Regions from separate parts of the Homo sapiens genome. Here region 2 is linked to region 1. A link is an interaction called in ENCODE POLR2A ChIA-PET data of the cell type or tissue named here. Cell type or tissue: CD4-positive, alpha-beta T cell. All regions are shown on one strand.

Region 1 (8,000 bases):
CCACGATGAGCTATTAATTCAAGCTCACCAGAATGGCTGAAGTTAAAGGGATGGACCATATCAAGTGGAATTGAGAACATGTAACAACTGGAAATCTCATATATTCCTGGAGGGTGTGTACATTTGTGGATCACTTTGTAAAACAGTTTGCCGTTAGTTACACTTCTAGATATTTACCCGAAAGAAATGCGTGCACGTATGCACCAATAGACATGAACAAGAATGTTCACAGAAGCTCTATCACAATAGCCCTAAACTAGAAACAGCCTAAATGTTTACCACTAAAAGAATGGGTACATTTTTCTGTGTTTATCCAAGGGTTGTGGTAGGCAGCCTTTCAGATGATTCCTGCCTCCTGGTGCTCACATCTTCATGTGGTTCCCTCCCATGTGGGCCAGGGTTCTCCTACGTGACCAGTGGCTTGTGGGCAGCAGTGATGCTGTGCCACGTGACAGGCAACGTGACATTACAGCTTCCATCTTGGGAGCTCTGTCACTCACACTCTGTCTCTTGGCTTATTTGCTCTGGGGAATCTATGTCATGAGCAGCCCTATGGAGAGGCCCAAGTAGTGAGGAACCCAAGTCTGTCAACAGGCTTGGGAGTGAGTTTGGAAGAGGCTCCTTTAGCCCCAGTTAAGTCTTCAGAGACGACAGCCTCAGGCAGCAGCTTTGCTGCAACTGCATGAGAGGACCCTGGGCCAGAGCACCCAGCTAAGCCACTCTCAGATTCCTGACTTTCAGAACGTATGTGAAATAATAAACGTTAGTCTAAAGCTGCTATGTTTTGGGGTAATACATTATGCAGCAGTGGATAAATAATGCATTAAGATTCCACAAAGTACTGGCCGGGCATGGTGGCTGATGCCTGTAATCCCAGCACTTTGGGAAGCCAAGGGGGTGGGGTGGGGGTGGGGGGTGGATCACAAAGTCAGGAGTTCGAGACCAGCCTGGCCAACATGGTGAAACCCCATCTCTACTAAAAATACAAAAATTAGCCGGGCCTGGTGGCGGGGGCCTGTAGTCCCAGCTACTCGGGAGGCTGAGGCAGGAAAAATCGCTTGAACCCGGGAGGCGGAGGTTGCAGTGAGCCAAGATCGTGCCATTGCACTCCAGCCTGGGTGACAGAGCGAGACTCCGTCTCAAAACAAAACAACAACAACAGCAACAACAACAACAAAAAGATTCTACAATTTAACAAAAACAAATGAAATGCAGTTATACATGTTGACATGGGTAAATTTTACAGATGACTCCTTGTGTTATTTCATTATCTGAAGATCAAAAAATGGGTAACAATGAAGTACAGCGTTTGGGGATGCATGCCTAGATGGTACAAAAAAAATAAATCAAGGAACTGATTATCATGAAGGTCAGGATGGTGTTTACCCTTAGGGGCAGATGGGGTGGACACTGGGAGGGGGCATGAGGAAGGCTTCTGAACTCTTGCCAATGTGCTATTTCTTGATCTGGTTGGCGGTTGTAAGGGTTTTGGAGAAATCATCAAACTGTATGTTTCTGGTTTTGCCCTTTTTCTCTGTGTGTGCTATATTTCACAATAAAATGACAGAGAATTGGAGGAGAGAACTTGGAGAAAGTACAGACTTTTTAGAGGAATTTTGTTGCAGACAGGACAAAAAACAAAACAAAAACTAGTAGTAGCTGGAAGAGAAGTGGGGTCAAGATTTTCAAGAATGAGAGAAACAACAGTTGTTTTCTGCAGAAGGAAATCACCCACTGGAAAGGGAAGGTGATAAGGCAGGAGATAGGGATTGCTAGAGCCATGCTCTGGAGTGGGTGAGGGGAATGGTCCTGGGCTGAGCTGATGCCAAGGCCCTAAGGACCTTCAGTCAGGGCTCTCCAGATAAATCGAACCGACAGGAGATTGACAGATAAACACACACACACGGATGTATATATATCTCCTATTAATAAATCTCCCTCTATTTCTCTAGATGGATAATCTATCCATATAGACATATAGATGTCCCTCTCTCTATAGATAGATAATAGATCTTTCTATCAGTAGAGACAGATTGATTGATTTTTTAAGGCACTGGCTCATGTGATTGTGGAGATTGAGTCCTAAATCTCAAGGGTAGATCAGCAAGCTGGAGACCCAGGGAAGAACTGATGCTGCAGTCTCAAAACCAAAGGCCTCCTGGAGGCGGAATTCCCTCTTCCTCAGGAAGGTCGAGCTTTCTCCTTTCTTAAAAGGAAAGGACCTTTAACTGATTGGGTGAGACCCACCCACATTATGGAGGGTAATTTACCCAATCTACTGGTTTAAATGTCTCTTTCTCTCTCTCTTTGAAGATTGGGTTTCACTCTGTCGCCCAGGCTGGCAGTGGTGTAATCTCGGCTCACTGCAGCCTCGACCTCCCGGGCTCAAGCAGTTAATAGTTTGGAACCACAGGTGGAGCCACCATGCCTGGCTAATTTTTAAAATTTTTTGTGGAGACAGTCTCATATGTTGCCCAGGCTGGTCTTGAATTCCTGGACTCAAGTAATCCTCCTGCCTCGGCCCCACCTTAAATGTTATTCTTATCTGAAAAATACATTCACAGCAACATCCAGATCAATGTTTGACCAAGTATCTGGGTACCTTGGTCTGGCCAAACTGACCAATAAAATTAGCCATCTTGAATACAGCGTTGGCTCTGACCACTCTGCCCTTAACTTGCTGGGGGACGGGCGGGGTGGGGGAAGAGCCGCGTGGGGCGTAAGCACAACCCTTGCCCTTGATTTTCACTCAGAACACCTGAGTCTGGATTCTTCCACCTCTTAGAGAACATTCCCACAGCCTTGAGGGAAGGGGAAAGAGGATGAAATCATTGTGTGAATAATGTAAACCAAGTCTTCAGACCTCGATCTTTTCATTTTGGGTTAGCTGCAAGAGCCTGAGGATGTTACTGCTGAGTGAGGAGGATGTTCACATGTATTTTTCCTACAGCTTGACAAGTCTTATATTTGAAAAGATGAGATTTCCGTATCACACAAGGTGGCTAACTGGTGGGGCCAGGAAAGCATTCAGTTCCCCAATGGCCTAATGCCTGCAGAGGGGAGTCGGCAAAGGTGTTCTCAGGAGCGACGGGGGATCTCCCCTGGGGACGTCAACCGGAGGCTTCGTTCTGCCACCAGAATTTGGTGAGCAGGTAGGTGCTCCGTGGGATTCACAGCTGGGATTGCTTTGCCTGTGAAGACACTGCACGTGGTGTCTTCGGTGGAAACGGCCACTGTCTTCTTCCTGCCCCACGAAGCCCTAGCTCCCCCGAGGACTCTGCCGTGTTCCCTTCCTCCTTCCGGTCCAGGCGCTCAGCCCCCGGAGTCCGGATTCCAGCGGCAGCAGGAGAAATGAGCGGGCGGCTTCTCCCTCTGTGGCCACCAGGGGGCGCGAGGTGGCCGACCGGGGCCCGGCCAGGCTGGTCAGGGACTGGGAGATCCGCTGCCTCTTCTTGGAGTCCCGGGCCGGCCAGTGGGGCTGGAGCGACGCTGCCGTGCCCCCGGCTCCCACAGACCCCTCGCAGCCACGTCCCGGACTCCACCACTCTGGAGCTCAGGGTGGCCTCCGGCATTCGTTGAGTCAGACCCAGAGTCCCGACCGTCTCCCTTAGACCCAGCTGTTTCTCCTTGGACTCAGACGCAAAAAAAGGGTCCCTGTCGCTTCTCTAGTTTCTAGCGCCTTGCCTCCTAAGGGGGCTCCCCAAGGCCCGACCCCCGACCCCCGTCCTGGGGGAGGGGAACAGCTGCAGTTATTGCCTCAGAGCCTCTCCTAGCCGGGGGACAGATATAACCGACCCGGGCCATCAAGCCCGACCCTCAGTAGGACGCCCCTCACACAGCCCGTGCGTTCTGGCAGAAAGAGGGTCTCCAGATCCAGCACACCCCAAAAAAGATGCCCAGTTAAATTTGCATTTCAGATAAACAACAAATGAATTTTTAGTATAAACATGTCCCATGAAGTATTTGGGATGTACTTACACTTTGAAAAAGCTTTCCTTGTTTTTCTTGAAATGCAAATTTGACTAGGTGTCCTGTATTTTTCTTCTAGCAACTCTAGCCGGGAACGGATTTAGGTGCAGGGAGGGAGGGGGAAGCTTGAGGAGAAATAAAAACATGTGGGAAGCCCTCACTATGCAAGATACTTATTTCTATTTGGTCTTTTGAAAATCTATCTATATAATTCCATTTATAAAAACCCAGCTAGCTTTTTAAAAATCCTACTTCTCTCTGTTTTGTTTCAGGTAAGATCAAGTACAACCTTGTCTGTGACTTTTTTTATTTTTATTTTTTTTAGACAGGGTCTCACTCTGTCACCCAGGCTGGAGTGCAGTGGCACCAACACAGCTCACTGCAGCCTCTACCTCCCCAGCTTAAGCAATCCTTCCACTTCAGCCTCCGGAGTAGCTGGGACCACAGGTGTGCATTACCATGCCCAGCTAATTTTAATTTTTTTTTCTAGAGACAGAGTCTCACTATGTTGCCCAGGCTGGTCTTGAACTCCTGGGCTCAAGCAATCTTCCTACCAGGGCCTCCCAAAGTGCTGGAATTACAGGCATGAGCCACCATGCCTGCCCCCTACCCCACAACTTTTTTAAAAAGTTAGCTTTCTTAACAGATTTTTAAAAGAAGTGACTGATCATTTAAGTCATGGCACGTAGCTAAAGCTGCTGCCCTTCATGTCTATAGAAAATTTTCTTCAGAGGAGCTGAATATATTTATATTAATTTCTCTTTATGGGCAAATGTATATTTTGCTATTTTTGGCAGGGATTTACTTTTTGACGGGGGTCCACACTGAATAGGAATGATTCTGTGGGGTAGACATAGGGACGTCATGATACAGGTACCACCTGTACACCACCCTGAACAAGACCTTGTTCAAGACAAGACCCTCCTGGGGACCTTAACTCCTGGGTAACCATTTCACACCCACTATCCTATGGGACACACACACATGCACACACACAACAAACATGTAATATGTTTCTATTACATTTAGATTTTGGACCAAGGGTCTCAATCCATCCTAAGGAACCCAGCCACCTATAATATTCCTAATAACACTGCCTGGCCCTGCTTGAGTTCATTGCCCTCACTCCAAAGATGGGTGGCTCAGATGCAGATGAGCTCCCCCTTGGCCCTGACCTGCCTGGGTCTCAGAGGAGAGGAGGCCAAGTGTATTCATCTGCTAGGGCTGATGTAACAAATGCCACAATCAAGGGGGCTTGGACAACAGAGCTTGATTGTCTCACTGTTCTGGAGGCAGAAGTCCACACTCAAGGTGTCAGCAGGGTTGGCTCGGTCTGAGGCTGGTGAGGGAAGGATCTGTTCCAGACTCTTCTTGGCTCTGGGATGGTTCTCGTCTCCCTGTGTCTTTGCACTTCCTCTTCCCTCTATGCGTGCCCATCTCTGTGACAAGTTGGTCCTTTTTATGAGGACACCAGTCACACTGGATCGGAGCCCACCTAATGATCTCCCTTTAACTTGTTTACCTCTGTAAAGACCCTATTTCCAAATCAGGTCACTTTCTGAAGTGCTAGGTGTTAGGATTCCAACATATATTTTTTGGGGTGGATACAGTTCAACCCTTAACACCAAGGAAACCCTGATGAATGGAGGAGGAGTTCATTGGTGCTTGACAAGGACCTTTTTCAGGATCCAGTCAGTTCCTCAGTGGACAGGCTGCTAGGCTAAGGCTTTGGCCAGGAAGGTCCTAGAACTTGGGGAGTGCTGGCCTCCTGGGAGAGTGGAGTCTGAGGCCGGCTCCGGGCTGCTGGCAGGAGGCTCACTCAGGGAGCGCCCTTCTCTCCCCACATCAGAGGCCCACTTGTCTCCTGTCACTGCAGGTGGGGACAGGACCTTCACTGGAACATTCCCCACAGATTTGCCCAACACGTGTGGCACCTGAGTTCAATGGGGAGCCAGGCATTTGTCGAGGAAAGAAACAAGGGCCCAGCATCTGGAAGATACGAGGTAAAAATGTAATACCACGTGTAGTAAATGTTCATAGTAATTTGGGTCTCATAAAGCCCTGTGTCTCCACACTGTATCCTCTTGCTCATAAAACCCTAATGTAACCCTGTGTTCTGTCATACACAATTGAAATCTGAGGATTCCAAAGAACACCCTTGCCCATTCCTTTCTGAAGGAGCGTTGTCCCTGAAGAGTTTCAAATTCAGACTTGGGTCACCTATCATCCTCTTAAGATTGTAATGTTCTAATTAGTAACAGGAAATCTCTCAAGCAAGTGAGAAAATCCCTTTTCCTCCATTCGTTTGAAAAGAAAAAAGAATCCAGGCAATCATTCTGTAATTTCCGGAGAACCGTCACCTTTCCAGTAGCTGCTAAGGCCAAGGTGAAAACAAGCTAACAGTAGATGCCATCTCCTCCTAGTGCCGGGCCCCGGAGCGTCTCTAGGCTCCAGTGATGTTAACTGGTGGTCGGGGCCTCTGGGTCCCACTGCATTAGGACAGACTGTTTGACCTCTAAGCCTAATTTCAGATGATCCTTTTTGCTGATGTGAACTCCTTTGTGTTACTATGTTGGGGATGAGATTTTTTTTTTGTTTTCTAGCTCTGTCGCCCGGGCTGGAGTGCAGTGGTGCATTCTTGGCTCATTGCAACCTCTGCCTCCTGGGTTCAAGCGATTCTCCTGCCTCAGCTTCCCAAGTAGCTGGGATTATAGGCGTGTGCCACATGCCCGGCTAATTTTTTGTACTTTTAATAGAGATGGGGTTTCACCATGTTAGCCAGGCTGGTCTTGAACTCCTGACCTCAAATGATCTGCCTGCCTCAGCCTCCCAAAATGCTGGGGTTACAGGTGTGAGCCACCATGCCAGGCCTTTTTTTTTTTTTTTTTTAATATACATATTTAAAATTAAACATTTTGTTGTTGTTGTTGAGTCGTAGTCTTACTATATTGCCTAGGCTGGTCTCCAGCTCCTGGCCTCAAGCAATCCTCTCAGCTTGGCCTCCCAAAGTGTTGGGATTACAGGTGTGAGCCACCATGCCCAGCCAGGGATATGATTTCTTAGTCTCCCTAAAATATATAATGAGTGTTAGAGGTACAGAATTTGATATGAGGACAAATGAGGTGGAGAATTGACTGCAGTGAGGGAAAGCTGTACCCCTTCCCCACTGGGACTATAGGCTCACTGTGACCTCGAACTCTTGGCCTCAAGTGATCCTCCTGCCTCAGCCTCCCAAGTAGCTGGGACTACAGGCCTGTGCTACCACGTTCAGCAAATTTTAAAAATATTATGTAGAGACAGGATCTCATTCTGTTGCCTAGGCTGATCTCCAACTCCTGGCCTCAAGTGATCCTCCAGCCTCGGCCTTCCAGCGTGTTGGGATTACAGGCATAAGTCACTGTGCCCAGTGGCAGATGATTTGAATCATTGACTTCTTGATACATTGTGAGCTCATTAGTAATTTTTTCTTAATACATTTAAGGTAAAAAGAGATTGTGATAGAAGACCATTCTACTTCTGTACTTGAGGACCAGCGCCCTTTTTTCTGCCTTCCGTCCTTGGCACTCTCCCTCCACAACAAATATCCCATCGAGTTTTCTTGCTGTCAGACTCATCGTCTCCCTTTCTCTTCCTTACACAAATTCATGTCTGTTTCCCATCATTTAATAGCTTTGTTGCATGGTTTACATTTTATTTTTAAATTCTCCTCTGTCTAGCATCTAGCTTTTCTTTTGCAAGCACATACTCATTTTGTTCTGTCTTTTCATACTGTATCCTTGATGATTTCTCCCACCCAATCTGCCATCATTATTTTTCTCTTTGCCTTTAAACTTTAAAAACATTTCCCCATTGTTTTTGCTTTGTTTTGCTTCTCTCTCTCTCTCTCTCTCTCTTCCTCTCAGTGGTGGAGAAAGCACAGTGCATTTTCCCAAAGCTGGCTAACAGTACATTGCCAGCAGCACTGGCCAACCTTCCCATCTCTTTATTAGGGTCTCCCTAATTCTGTGAACACCAGTGTGTGGCAAAGTCCC
Region 2 (8,000 bases), 140 kb after region 1:
TCAACAAATTATTACACTAATTTCATTACAATTGTGATGATTGCTGTCAGGGAGAAGTGTGGATGCTGTGGGAGAATCAGATGGGGAGGGAGTGGCTGAGCCTACCCTTCGGAGTCTGGAAAGGCTTCCCAGAGAAGGGGCAGTGGAGCTGGCTGGAATAAGCAGGAGGAAAGACAACCAGGGAGGGTCAGTAGGGAGGAGGGATGGCTGGAGGCTTCCCAGCAGAGGTAACAGTGCTTGCTAGGAGGTCACAGTGTCTTCTGGTGGCCAAGAAGGAATCTCGCTCAGCTCAGCTTGACTTCAAGCCCATGGTCTCTCCTTGTTTCTAGAGACATGCTCTCTCCTCACACAGGCAGGCCAGCTGGTCTCAAATAATTGAAAAGAAAAATCTGATTAAACTCTAAGGATTGAGTGGGCTCTCTTCCCTCTCATCTCTCTCACCACATGGCATCTTGAAAACTCTGGATAGAGTGAGTGATGCTTGCCTATAATCCCAGCTACTCGGGAGGCTGAGGCAGGAGAATCACTTGAACCTGGGAGGCGGAGGTTGCAGTGAGCCGAGATCACCCCACTGCACTCCAGCCTGGGCAACAGATAGAAATAATGAAAAACAGCACTGTTTCAAGCCATGTGATTTTGCCATAATCGTGGGCTAATCTGGGCATGTCACACATTTGATATGGCATTGTATCTAGAAAGGATGCATCTAGTGGGAGCAGGTCACTTGGAGATGCTGAGAACAGATCTCCCTCCCCTTCCCCTTGCCAGCCCCGGTCCTCCCAACCCAGTTCCAGGTGCCAGAAACCAAGAGGGCCTGGGCAGCTCACAGGCAGCCTGAGGACACAGGGGTCCCTGTCGGAGACAATGACCTTCCTGTCTTTAAGATTCTTATGGTCAGGCTCCAGCCCTGAGACACATTCTCTTGATTCTTAAAATATTCTTAAGAAGCAGCAAATAATATTCACAATTTATAGATGAAGACAATGAGGTCCGTAGAGAATGATCAGAGCCCAGGAGGGACGGGAAGCCTGGCTGTGGCTGCACTCGGTGTGTTTTGCATGTGGACACACTGATGCAGCCTTCAGCTGTGGGAGGAAGTGACTCCCTTAGTGGGAACAGCCTGAGGTGGGAGGGGTTACACAGTGTCATAAGGGGCTGGCAGGGGCTTAGAGATCAAGCCCTTTTATTTTACAACAGAGAAGCAGAGAGTCGATCACATGGCTGGTGGGTGGCAGGGGTTTCTGACTCCCAGCTCACTGCTAATTCCGCTCCTCCACATGACTCTGTTGTTAGCTAAAGAGTTTCTCCTGAATTATGAATGAGTGAAAGGAAATTATGTACGTATGGATGTGCTCATGGGCATGTGTAAGGCAGAGGGAGATTCACAGAGAGTGTGCAAGTACCTGTGCTGTGAGAATCAGGATTGCTTTGAAACACTGACTCATAGTCATCCTAGCTCTGGTAAATGTGAGTTCAGCTTTAGAAACAAGCATATTTAATCCATTCATAACTAGGTTTCACTTTTCACATGCCTCTGGCAGGGAATGACAAGACCAAGCACGATGTCCTCATTGGAGAACTCTGCCTGCTCACAAAGGTGTCTGGCCAGTGCTTCTTGGCATGCTCTGTCTGCTTAGGAGCAAGACTTTTCCACATCCATCATGTCTTACTGTTGATCTATCACATCTGCCTGCTGCAGCTGCACCAGGCTCCACCCATCTGTCTTCCTGACACCTTCGCTGCAGCTGGAGAGGGAGTGGCTAGTGTATTTATTATTTTTGTGAGCACAGACCACTGTGAGGCTCTGCAAACCTGCCACTGGAAAGCTCCATTTTTCTTCCTTTCTAAAGCGAATCTATGTGCTTTGGATCAGGAGCAGCTCCCGAGGTGTGACTTAGGCTGCCTGCTGCCCTCTGTCTTGTATGACTAAAAGGCCCCCTAAGAAACACGCCCGAGCCAGGCCCCTGCTGCCTCTGCTCCATCCTGGAAAAGTGAAAAGTGCCCACAGCAAGCCCTAGGTACCAGGAACAGAGCCCACTTTGCCATCTCAGTTATCTCTTTCCCTCCACAGCAATCGTCCTGAGAGCCTCCTCCTTAAAGACAAACCAGCCACCTGGCTCAGCCCTTCAACACTGTAGTTGAAGGGAAAGTGTTTCCCTGACCTAGCTCAAAGGACTCTAGGTTCCTGTGAATGATGCTGTTAATTGGTCTGGGTTTTCCCCCCTTCCTGTCAAATGCAGGAAATTAGATTTGACCTCTGCTCTGATCACTCTAAAATTATTCTTGGCACTAAAGACTTCCAGCCTTTGTAATCAGAGCATCTATTTTCACCCTGATTAACGCCAATGTTCTGATGGGGCAGGATCCAAAGGCAATGTGATTTCCGTGATTCCTCGTCCCCATGTTGAGTGCAGATGTCTTTAAATGGAGTGAAATCATCTTTAATAAGTGTGGATCGGCATTCAGATGGCTCCAGGGTGCATTAACAGATTCCCAGAAAAATGCCCCGTGCCAAACCACCTTATGGGACCCTTCCAGGTCCCACAAGGAAGAGGCAGGGAAGATCTCAAAGTCAATCCAATTCTCAGCCAAACCATTATGTGTTTAGGACAGACGCAGAAATGTGATGCTGTATTCTCCTCAGTGCTAATGGAGCAGCATGCACGTCTCAGGCACATTAAAAGGAGGAAGGAGACAGAGACAGCAGAAAGCCACTGTGCCCCGAGATCTAAAGAAGGGAAATAAAGTGAAGGCTTCTCAACTTCTAACTAGAATTCTTCTGTAGGAAAGCCGCTTCATTGTTCAGAGCCTTGTCTTTTTTCTAGCCTTAAAATAGAAGTAAAGATTACACACACAGGCTTTTGTATAAGTTACCGAGACTGTGTCTGCAGAGTATATTGATTCATCTCACATTTATCAAGTCCTATTTATAAACACAGTCATGCATCACTCAATGGGATACATTCTGGGAAATGCATCCTTAGGTCATTTCAATGTTGTGTGAAAATCATAGGTTGTACTTGCACAAACCTAGATGGTATAGTCTACTACACACCTAGGCGGTGTGGTACAGCCTATTGCTTTTAGGCTACAAACCTGTACAGCATGTTACTGTACTGAATACTGGAGAAAATTGCAACACAAATCACTAGGCGATAGGAACTAGAATCATTATCATCTTATGGGACCACCGTCCTTAGGCGGTGCATGACTGTATATGTACTCTGAGCCATGGAGGAGTCAATGATTATAACCCCTGTCATGAGAGGATCACATTTGTATTTTTCACCAAACGCTTCACCTAGCACCTGGTACAGAAAAGGTGCTCAATCAATGTTTGTTTTTATAGAGCAGGCAGTTAAGACTCAGGTTTTGGTTGGTCCTAGCCAGCAGAGACTTCCTGGGCACAGTGTGCCAGGGGCTCTTCTCACATCTGAGGACAGAGCTGTGAACAAGATCATGCCACTGCACTGCAGCCTGGGTGACAAAGCGGGACTTCATCTCAAAAAAAAAAAAAGAGTTTGTGCAGGGACACCAGGGAAACCATGCTGGGAGGTTTGGGATCCATTTCAAGCAGATGGGACTTTGCTCTGTAGTAACTGTAAACCAGACATTTCTGAACAGGGGAGTGAGCTGGTGGCCCTGGGATTTAGGAAAACAAATCTACTGGCCATTTATGGAATGACATCATCATAATAAGAAGAACAGCAACTACCTAATGAGTAATCCTGTTTAATGCTTTACAACATTATGCCATTTAATTCTTGCAACAGCTCAACGAGGTGTTTTATAGAGTGAGTGGGAGGCATGATCTCGGCTCAATGCAACCTCCACCTCCCAGGTTCAAGCGATTCTCGAGCCTCAGCCTCCCGAGTAGCTGGGATTACAGGCATGTGCCGCCACACCCAGCTAATTTTTGTATTTTTAGTAGGGACGGGGTTTCACCATATTGACTGGGCTGGTCTTGAACTCCTGACCTCAGATGATCCGCCCACCTCTGCCTCCCAAAGTGCTGGGATTACAGGTGTGAGCCACTGCGTCTGGCCCCTACACAAACTCTTTAATTAATCAGCTCTTGCCATGCTTTTGTCCGCTTCACCTCCTCACATACAATGCTGTTCTCATTCTTCTTTTTCTAGCTAAATTGTCTCCATCCCTCACCCAATGCCAGGCCCTATCAAATAAAAATCCAACCACAGGAGGCATTTGGGTTGTAATAGCAATATCAGATTGACTTCGTTTCTTGATTCTGAATCTTGGACCTAGTTGTGGCTGGGAATTCTACAGTGTGTCTTGTTAAATGCCCAAGTCAGGAAGCTTTTGTTATCCAAAACCTCTTTATAGCTCTTGGTGATTATATCTTGGATGAGAGACAAGGAAGAGCTCTCAAACTTAGCTCTCATCCTTAGGAAATAAAAATCTAACTAGAGGTTATAGAGAAGTTCATAAATAATTGTACTACAAAGTGGAATGTGAAAGCACCTTAAGAGATAGATGAACAAATAAAGATGTAGGAATAAAGGGGTAGGAAGCCGGGTGCTGTGGCTCATACCTGTAAACCCAGCACTTTGGGAGGCCAAGATGGGTGGATCACCTGAGGTCAGGAGTTCCCAACCAGCCTGACCAACATGGTGAAACCCCATCTCTACTAAAATACAGGAATTAGCTGGGCGTGATGGTGGGCGCCTGTAATCTCAGATACTTGGAAGGCTGAGGCAGGAGAATCACTTGAACCCGGAAGGTGGAGGTTGTAGTGAGCAGAAATCAGGCCACTGCACTCCAGCCTGCGCAACAAGAGTGAAACTCTGTCTCGAAAAATAAATAAATAAAATACAATAAAATAAAGGGGTAGGAAGGTGACATGCAGGCTGCAGGAAGCACAGAACATTTCTGTTCACGAAGGCATCAGGTGGAACATGAGTGGGAAGGAGAGAGGGTGAATGCCTTCTAGGTTGAAGTCAAAGCACCAGCCACAGGCAGAGGAAGGAAGCTGGGGAGACATTCGGTCGGTCACAACAAGTGTACCCAGACAGACAGGTGGTGCACAGGAGAGCAGGGATGTGGGGAAGGTAGGGAGGCTCCCGCCCTTGGCGGAGCACCTGACATAGGTCAGCCTCGGGGCAGGGCACTATCCCATTTCCATCCTTACACCTGCCCCTCCAGGTAGAAAGCACTGCCATTTCACACATGATGAGCTACATCCTGGTCCAATCACCAGCAAGGGGCAGCTCCAGGATCTGTCCCTAGGTCTCTCTGGCACCAGAGCTCTTCTCCCCCTCCATTAAGAAGGAAAAATATTATTAAGACCAAGAGAGCCCTTGACCTTGAGGTAGAATGAGGACTCAGTGTGTTGGTAAGGGAGACCCATTGGGAGATGGGTCTTAGGGAGAATGTGAGGCAGTGGCAGTTGTAGGCAGTAGGAAGAAAAGGACATGGCCCAAAAATACCCATTAGGAACCCATGGCAGGGGGTTAGGTGGCAGGCTCTGGGGCTGGGGCAGCAGGGGTGGAAGGGCATCAGCATCAGAGGCATTCTCCCAAGAGCTTCAGAATAATTAAATGTGGGAAACACAAAAAGGGGAGGACAAAGAGGTAGGTTCCTAAAATGGGGGAGATAGGAAGAGGAGCTGGCTCTAGGGAAAGAGGATGAATTAGTTTGGGACATACACACACAAAAAATCAACCCTAAATATTGCCGGCCATTGAACTCATTGCTGTCTTCCTCCTTCACTGTCCTGAGCCTTTTCACCTGCTGCATGGGAAATGCCCTATGCAACCATTTCCCAGGAAGCAGCTATGGACCAGATATAGGTTAGGCCCTTTGCGGTCAGGGAGTTCACAGTGCAGTGGGGGAGACCCGGGCAAATGCTCTGACAGCCCCAGAGGGCCGTGCAAGGACTCAATGTGTACCTGGGGCAGTGAGTGAGGGGACATCTTCTTTCTGCATGTGTGACCAGGGATGGCTCTGAAGATGCTGAGGCACACTTGCATTCTGCAGATACCGTGGAGAAGAACGAAAAGCCACCTCAATTCTACCATGCCTCTATCCTCTCAATGTGAAGGCCATGGAGGCAGAAAGGACCCCAAGTCACTGGCCTCACTGACGCGATGAGGCTCATTTGGGCACTCATCTTAGCACACTTGCCCTGGTCACCAAGTACCCAGGCTCAGGAGGCCCTGGGCCTGCCGAGAAAGAACTGAGCAGGAGAGTCTTGAAAACTCCAACGAGGGTGGGAATTCCAGCCTGTTGAAGGGAATCCACTGTCTAGTGCTTCCTCTCCTGGGAGAGCAGAGAGCTTTGGCATACATGGGGAGGGTAATATATCTAGGAGTGGCCTTCTGCACTCTGGGCTGCTGATAGAGCTGCCACTCACAGCCTTTCCCTATGACAGGAGGTCACTTGGGCCAGGTCCTTGGACTCATGGGCACTGAGGATCCCCCTTCCAGGCTAGGTGGGGGCAGGCAGCACCAGGTAGGTGCAAGGCCCTGTCCCACTGGCTCATGGTCTCCCTCTCTGTGCCCCATCCAGCCTCAAGCCCTTCTCAGGATGCGCAGGATGCCAGGCGGCCACGGAGCAGGAACCCCTCCGCCTGGACTGTGGAGGACGTGGTGTGGTTTGTGAAGGACGCCGACCCACAGGCTCTGGGGCCTCACGTGGAGCTCTTCAGAAAGCACGTATGCGAGTGGTGGGTTTGACCTTGGGGGGGATTGAGGGAGCAGGCACAGAAGGAGAGTGAGGTCCAGGGAGCTGCGGGATGCTGCCAGGGGAGGTGGTGGAGGGGTGCTCTAAACTAAGCCCTAGGGGCACCCTCAAGGGAGCCAGAGATGAGAGGGACAGGTACAACCACAGGCTCCTCAGAGCAGAGTGACCACTTAATTTGTTTTTAAAGGAATATTTGCCCTATCTCTTCTCTCATGTTGGCCTTCGTCAGGAGTGCCTGTTTCCTGCCCATCCAGCCGTCTGTGAATGCAACAAACATTCACAGCACACCAACGACATGCCAGGCAAACCGCAGTAGCACCTGTTCCTAAACCACTTCGAGGATTAAATAAGAAAATGCACAAAAGGTGTTCAGCACGGTTCCTGACTCGGATAGCCTTCACTGAGCAGATAGCATTATAATGATTTTGAGATATGCTAAAATATAGAGATGGTAATTTTTTTAAAGATAAGAATCAATAATTTACCTGCCAGGCTTACTATATGCATTTTGTTTTTGTTTGTTTTTGTTTGAGACGGAGTCTCATTCTGTCGCCCAGGCTGGAATGCAGTAGTGCGATCTCAATCTCGGCTCACTGCAGCCTCTGCCTTCCCAGTTCAAGCAATTCTTGTGCCTCAGCCCACCCGAGCAGCTGGGATTACAGGCACCCACCACCACGCCCAGCTAATTTTTATATTTTTAGTAGAGACTGGGTTTCACCATGTTGGCCAGGCTGGTCTCATCCCAAAGTGCTGGGATGACAGGTGTGAGCCACCGCGCATGGCACTGTACTCATTTTATATTGTGCTGTAACAGATTACCACCAACGTAGTTGCCTCACACAATATACATTCTCTGTCTTACCACTCTGGGGATCAGGAGCCTGGCATGGGTCTCAGTGGGCTCAGCCAGCAAGGCTGCCTTTCCTTCTGGAGGTTCTAGGGAGAATCCGCTTGGTTGTCTTTTCTGGCTTCTAGATCCACCATCAGTCCTTGGCTCCTGTCCCCCTGCCATCATCTTTAAAGCCTGTAACATCAAGCTGAGGCCTGTTCGGCTGCTCGGGCTGCCATCCCTGGTTCTCACTGCTGATGTCCTCTTCCACGTTTAAGGAGCTTTGTGATTACACAGCCGCCACTCCCCCCACCCACCTGGCCCCATAATCCGGGATAATCTCCCTACTTTAAAGTCAGCTGATTAGCAAGCTTAATCCCATCTGCAACCTTAATTCCCCTTCACCGTGTAACTTGACATTCACAGGTTTGGGGACTAGAATCCAGACGTCGTGCATGGAGGGGAAGGA

The links. Peaks named below come from ENCODE experiments on the same cell type or tissue, not always from the same donor. Only the 100,000 strongest peaks of a DNase experiment are listed, where the experiment ranks them.
Region 2: POLR2A ChIA-PET joins it to region 1 with 10 read pairs; 6 of 35 experiments call an interaction of 5 or more read pairs at or near these places.

Annotation. Positions count from the first base shown.
Region 1 is chr6:107,843,794-107,851,793 of GRCh38, reverse strand. It overlaps a transcript of SCML4 not described here. Among named protein-coding and RNA genes, the nearest start is that of SCML4, 23 kb to the right of the region's middle. RefSeq lists silencers at 3,444-3,543, 3,315-3,609. In CD4-positive, alpha-beta T cell, a CTCF peak has its summit at 3,394 (motif pointing right); a DNase peak (open chromatin) is centred at 3,373; H3K4me3 peaks cover 1,118 bases.
Region 2 is chr6:107,706,540-107,714,539 of GRCh38, reverse strand. SCML4 (Scm polycomb group protein like 4) reads left to right here. Exons shown (of 8, transcript NM_198081.5): 7 at 6,529-6,674. Among named protein-coding and RNA genes, the nearest start is that of SCML4, 110 kb to the left of the region's middle. RefSeq lists a silencer at 1,031-1,140. In CD4-positive, alpha-beta T cell, no CTCF peak of the experiment used is centred here; DNase peaks (open chromatin) are centred at 1,119, 1,432, 1,699 and 4,999; H3K4me3 peaks cover 304 bases; H3K27ac peaks cover 424 bases.